Linked DNA regions of Homo sapiens: region 2 is linked to region 1. The links are chromatin contacts, found by Hi-C or POLR2A ChIA-PET in ENCODE. All regions are on one chromosome and are shown on one strand. Each heading gives the region's core, a stretch centred on a gene start or an enhancer-like site at or near the end of the contact. The rest is flanking DNA. Distances are from core to core; before and after follow the strand shown.

The links. A loop is a pair of places that touch in the nucleus more often than their neighbours do. ChIA-PET counts read pairs that join two places held with the same protein, here RNA polymerase II (POLR2A).
Region 2: a loop to region 1 is called in a map of ascending aorta, with 5 times the contacts of the local background. The contact joins the enhancer-like site here to the promoter of RAB7A in region 1. A Hi-C loop is called at or near these places in 1 of 168 maps with a recorded cell type or tissue (ascending aorta). POLR2A ChIA-PET finds 5 or more read pairs at or near these places in 1 of 52 experiments (AG04450).

The regions. Positions count from the first base shown.
Region 1 is chr3:128,724,819-128,727,518 of GRCh38, reverse strand. RAB7A (RAB7A, member RAS oncogene family) reads right to left here and starts at 1,336. Exons shown (of 6, transcript NM_004637.6): 1 at 1,160-1,336. RefSeq lists a silencer at 913-1,202 and enhancers at 469-1,453, 1,483-1,612.
Region 2 is chr3:128,380,967-128,383,666 of GRCh38, reverse strand. The region is part of intron 6 of EEFSEC (eukaryotic elongation factor, selenocysteine-tRNA specific); the gene reads right to left. Among named protein-coding and RNA genes, the nearest start is that of DNAJB8-AS1, 81 kb to the left of the region's middle. Within about 2 kb of position 1,351, at least 17 of the 41 ENCODE cell types and tissues checked have a DNase peak (open chromatin) inside an H3K27ac peak, as active enhancers do; they include ascending aorta, where a contact is called at or near this core.

The DNA.
Region 1 (2,700 bases), core at 87-2,586:
ATTTCTTATGGCTTTAAGGGAGAACTGATGCTACCAGAAAGACTTTCAAATGACATCAATAGAAAGAAAGGAGGTGGTGGGAGGCACTGAGGTACAGATACCAGGTAGCAAAAGATAAACCAGCAAGCTTCAGGGGTACGTGAAAGCAGTACAACCTAGAAATTTAATACAGTGCTCTGGAGTCTGACTGCCTGGGCTTGCATCTCTGCTTCGTAACTTATTAGCTGTGTGACCTTGGCCAAATGGCTTAGCCTCTCTGTTCAACTTCCCACTGTGTTAAGTGGGCACAACAGTGGTACTTCAGAGGGTTGTTCAAAGAACTAAACATAATGATCTGTTAAAAGGTCTTGCCACGCTGCCTAGCATACAATAAACGCTCAAATATTTGCTGTCAATATTCTCAATATTCCCCTTATGACCCCATTAGGTATCAAGCCTAAAATGAATGCAGAAAGAGGCCCCAAACACGGTCGGAATGGAAACACAACTCTACATCCAACTACCATCTTTCCTCGATTAAGTTGAAAAACTTCTCTCAGGATTTACCGTAACATGCCTAGGACAAAAAGCTCCCTGTCTCCCAGCGCCAGAGGCGCCTCAATGTACACAAGTGTCGAGGCGAGCCCAGCGCACGTGACCTGACTCACTGCCTTGACTCAGTTGCCGTCAGGGAACTCCCACTAACAGGGTCAGGCTGTTCAACTGAAGAACCGGATGGGAACGCGGCTCGGCCCCCAGCGCCTGTGACCCATGCCCGCCGGGTGGGCACGGCGGCGGGCGGCGTGGGCTCTGACACCCTCCTGCTCGCCGCGCTAAGGAACTCCACTGGCCAGCGCGTCCTGCCGCGGCGCAGGGCCGCCCAAGTCAAGGAACCCTCTCGGGTCTCTGAGATCCAGGCCAACAGTAAACAGAGCGTCCGAGACGGGTGGCCGGGGCGGGCAACCCGGCCAGAGGTCACGCCCGACGACCTCCGACCTCTCCAAGCCGGGTGGGGTCTTGGCCTGCTCCGGGGGCCTGAGCGATGCCGGGTGTGCCCGCGTGGCCAGGGCTGGGACTGGAGCCTGCCCAGGAGGACAGGGAGGACGCGAGGCCCTGGCGACCGAGGGGCTGAGGGGGGGGATGGGGCCAGGCCGCCGGCCGGGCTGGGCCCGCTGCTTACCGCGGCCGCTGCGCTGGGGGCTCCGGGCCGGGCGCGTCGCGAGGGCTCCCGCCGAGGAGGAGACTAAACGGAGGACAGAAGCGAGAAGGTCCAAGTTCTGGTTCCAGGGAACTCTCCCGAGCTCTCCAAGCCGCCAACTCCGCCGCTGCCGCCGCCTCAGGCTTTATGGCCAAGACTCCAGGCCCGCTCCCACTTCCGCCACCGCCGCCGCCCCGAGCGGAAGTACCTGTCACGAGACGCTCGACGCCAGGGTGCGGGGGAGGAGCCCCGCCTCAACCTTGCGTCACGTTCCGGCTGCCTCGGGACTGAGCCTGGATCTCGTGCTACAAACATGTCTGCCCCCAAATGGTTGTCCCCATCTTTGAGGCTCATACAAGGAGCAGGACGGCGCCATGTTGGACCCACAGACAGATTCCCTCAGCCATCCCTCCTTACTCCAGAATAAATAATGCCACCGAAGAGGGGACAAGGGGTAAACTGGCCATTCCAGTTGTGTCCTTCTTCGAAAGGCATCATTTATCCTTACTTTAATTACTTAACCAAAAATTATTATCACCATTTTACAAATAAGGAACTGAGACTCAGTATATCATGTCACTTGGTCTAGCTCAACACAGAAACTGGTGGAGCGAGGTTTTGAACCAAGATCTGTCTGATGCCAATATGTGTTATCGTTCTAGTAGACTGCAAATGACTACAGCAATTGTGTGGCTCGGTGATAGAGACAGGAGAAATAGGCACTTTGTCTGGCAGAGGAGACAGCCCAAGAAAATGGAAAATGAGCTAAAGCCTCTCTGAACTTAGTATTAGAGAAGATGTGATAAAGATGGACCGGGTAGAACTCTTCTTGTAAGCACAGAGCAGCCTCCCAAGCACCAGCCCCATCCGAACACATCAGGATCCACTCAGAATTTTTGCCTCCATCTTCAACAATGCCCTCTCATAGTCTTTTCTTATTTTGGTTCATGCAAGCTCCATTCTTTCAATTGTTCCATCCAAAAACCTTGCAATTGTTACAGTAAGTAGTCAGACCTGAGCAGGGCAGGAGAGGGGCCACTCCCCGACCAGCAATGTGAGGCAACCATGACGTGGTTGTCAGGTTAAGCTGTCTCTCTAAAATAATAATTGGTTGCAGCCAGACCAGAGAAAGGCAGTCTCCCAATAGATAAAAACACCTAAAACTGGTGATCAGCAGCTTCCCGATAAGATCTCAGGAGTTGAGGGGTCTGGGGAAAAAAAAAATCTCAAAAGCTAGGCAAGCAGTCTCAACCCTGAGATGGTACAATGTCTGGGGTTTCCCCTACTTTTTCAACCAAAATTGGCTCTTTCCCCAAAACCCTCACCACCTATTCTCCTGTTTTCTCTATGTGTATTCTGAAATGGCCTTGCACACTGCAGAACCATCCGCCTCTGGGGTAAGTCCACTCTTTCTCTGCTTTCACTTTGCATGTGCCCAGGAGTTCAAGACCAGCTTGGGCAACATAACAAGACTGTCTCTTCCAAAAGATAAACAAAAAAGAAAAGAGAAGGCACACATCTAC
Region 2 (2,700 bases), core at 102-2,601, 340 kb after region 1:
CTGATGCCTTCCAGGCCAGGGCACAGCCACCTTGCTCTCCTCCTCCAGGAAACCCAGTGTAACACACAGCCAGGAGCTCAGGCTCTATACCCAGACCACCAAGATCCCGACCCTAGTCCAGGCGCAGATCAGCTGCGTGCCTTCACAAAAGACATGTGACCTCTCTGCGCCTTAGTCTCCTCATCTGAAACATGGGAACAGGTTTGGTGTAAGGCCCAAGTGAGTTCATATAACAGAAAGTGCTTAGAACAGCGGCTGGCACAAAGCAAGGTCTAAAGAATGTTTACTATTTTTATTCCTTACCCAAATCACCCCACCCCATTCACTGAGCATACCTTCCCCATATTCACGGAGCACTTATTGTGCCCTGGGCCCTGTTCCAGGGGTGGGGGTCCAGCATGGTGTGAGTTATTTCTGTAACGGGGACAGGCTTGTAACCAATAGATGAATACAGGAGAAAGTTTCCGATAGTGCTAGATGCTAGGAAGGCAGTACAGCAAAGAGACAGCGGGATGGTGCTGGGTTTGGGGGTGTTCTTTTGGAAAGGGTATTCAGAGGGGCCCGAGGAGGCAGTGTGGGAAGTGGGGCCTCAGAGGCAATGAGATCTGAGGAACTGGGGGCAGGGATCCACTCAGGTCTTCCAGGAGGCAGGGAGGGGCTGGGGGAATGGGGGCGCCTCCAGCCAAGGCAGCCTGCCATCTCAGGGAGGCAGCAGGTGACTGCCCAGCACAGACTCCTCTGCCCGCTCCCTTGTGTGGACAAATGAGCTGGGTTGAATTTCCCGCCAGGGTCAGGGGAGTTGGGGAACCTGGAGGGAGAAGAGTAGGGGTTGCTTTTTCTTCTCTCTCTCCCTCTTTTTTTTTCGGGCTCATCCTAGTATGGCTCTGAGACTACGGAGGGAAAAAGGGCAAGAGTTGAGAGTGGCAGGAATTTATGAGCTCAGAGTTCAGGCTGCCTTTGGCAGGGGTAGGGGAAGAGGGCTCCTTTTGCCAAAACAATATTTAATTTCTTTAAGGCAGCCACAAAGCCATGATTAAGCTTGGGGTCCTAAAACAAGCCCATAAAATCGAAAAATATTTATCTGGAAGGGTGGCAAGTCCAATAAAAGTTTTATGAATGTTTTACAACTGCCCTGTCAGGAAGCTGGCCTCTCACTCACCTCCCCCCTGTCAAAAACACACCACACACACAAAAGCGTGAGCACGCACACACATACATGGACACACATAGACGTAGGCGCACCTGCATGGAGCCGAGCCCACACAGCTCCTGCTGGTGCCGTGTCCGCTGGGCGCACACAGCCTGCTCTGAGACGAGGGCATAGGGTTGCCTCTCCCTGCACGCTCCCTGCTCTGCTGAATCCTGGCACAGCGTGTCTGCCCTGGGCTTGGTTGGCATCCAATTTCCCATGACACTTGCCTCAAGGCCCAGGAGTCTGAAGGAAGCATTTCTGATTTGAGGCCTTGGGTTTCTCTCCACAAGCAGCCCAGAGGGGCTTACAGAGAGGTCATGATGGGCAGTGCTTTCTTCTTCCTGACAACCCCAGGAGCTGGGCGTCATAGCCCCCATTCTAGAGAGCAGGAGACTCAGAGAGGAGAGGGCCTTGCCTGGGGCCACCTGGGAAGTGGCTTCACAGAACCACATTCGGGCCTATCTCTAGTGTCTCCTCCCGTCCCGAGGTAGTGGATGGCGTCCTCACGTGGCCCAGCGTACTTGTGCTCCACTGTTCTTCCCCCTGCTCCCTGCTGCCCCAGCCACAGGCCCTTCTGCTCTTTCCTTTTCCACCTCAGGGAAAGGAACATCTTTGTGCAGATCCCTCCCAGAATGCCCTTCCTGCTACCCTGTAGACTCTGAACCCCGGGCCAGGTCTCCTGGGTGCTGCTTCCTTAGAAGTGCCCTGCATTTCCTGCAGGCCCCACGAAGATGCCCCTTCCGTGTCAGACCTGCCCTCTTCCTCCACGGCACGCAGCTGCACAGAAGCTTATGCTCCTGGGCCTGACCAACTACCCCTTCTGTGGAAGCTCCAGGAAGCAGGCCCAAAGCTGTCTCTCTTGCCACTGAGTCCTAGCCTGAGCTGAGGGTTGGCACGCAGAGGTGATTGACGCATGAATGTACAGATCTGGGGCTCCAGAGCTCTGGCGCTGTTCAGGCCTAATGGAACTCATCCTGGCCTTGACCCAAAGCCTGTTCTTGCCTCATGAGACATCATCCCACTACATGGGGGAAGGCCCAGCCCCCAAAGCCAGTTTCCAAATCTTTGACCTGATCATTTATTTCTAGCAATCGGCAATCATCCCTTTCTAACAACAATAAAGATGACCACTCAGGGAGAGGGCCAAATATACACCAGCCGCCCAACCCATTCATCTCCACTTGCTTCCCATTTCCTCTTCACAGGCTGCAGAGCTGTGAACCAACTGCCTGGTGGCACTTAACCCATGGTCCATTCAAACCCAAGGGTGTCTGACTCCAAGTCATGGATAGGAGGTGGTCTCTAGCAGGAAATCACATGGAGCAAGCCAGGGGCCTGGCTTTCCAACTAAATGCCCAGGTTTCCCTTCACCCCATAGCAAGAGCCAATCAGAAATCCCAGCTCCACTCTGCTTAGGGGAGGCCCAAAGATTCCCTGTCAAGGCCTGATATTCTGGGTTGATCCTAGGCCTCCAAGAAACCAGGCTGAGCATGAACTTCTGGGGAGAA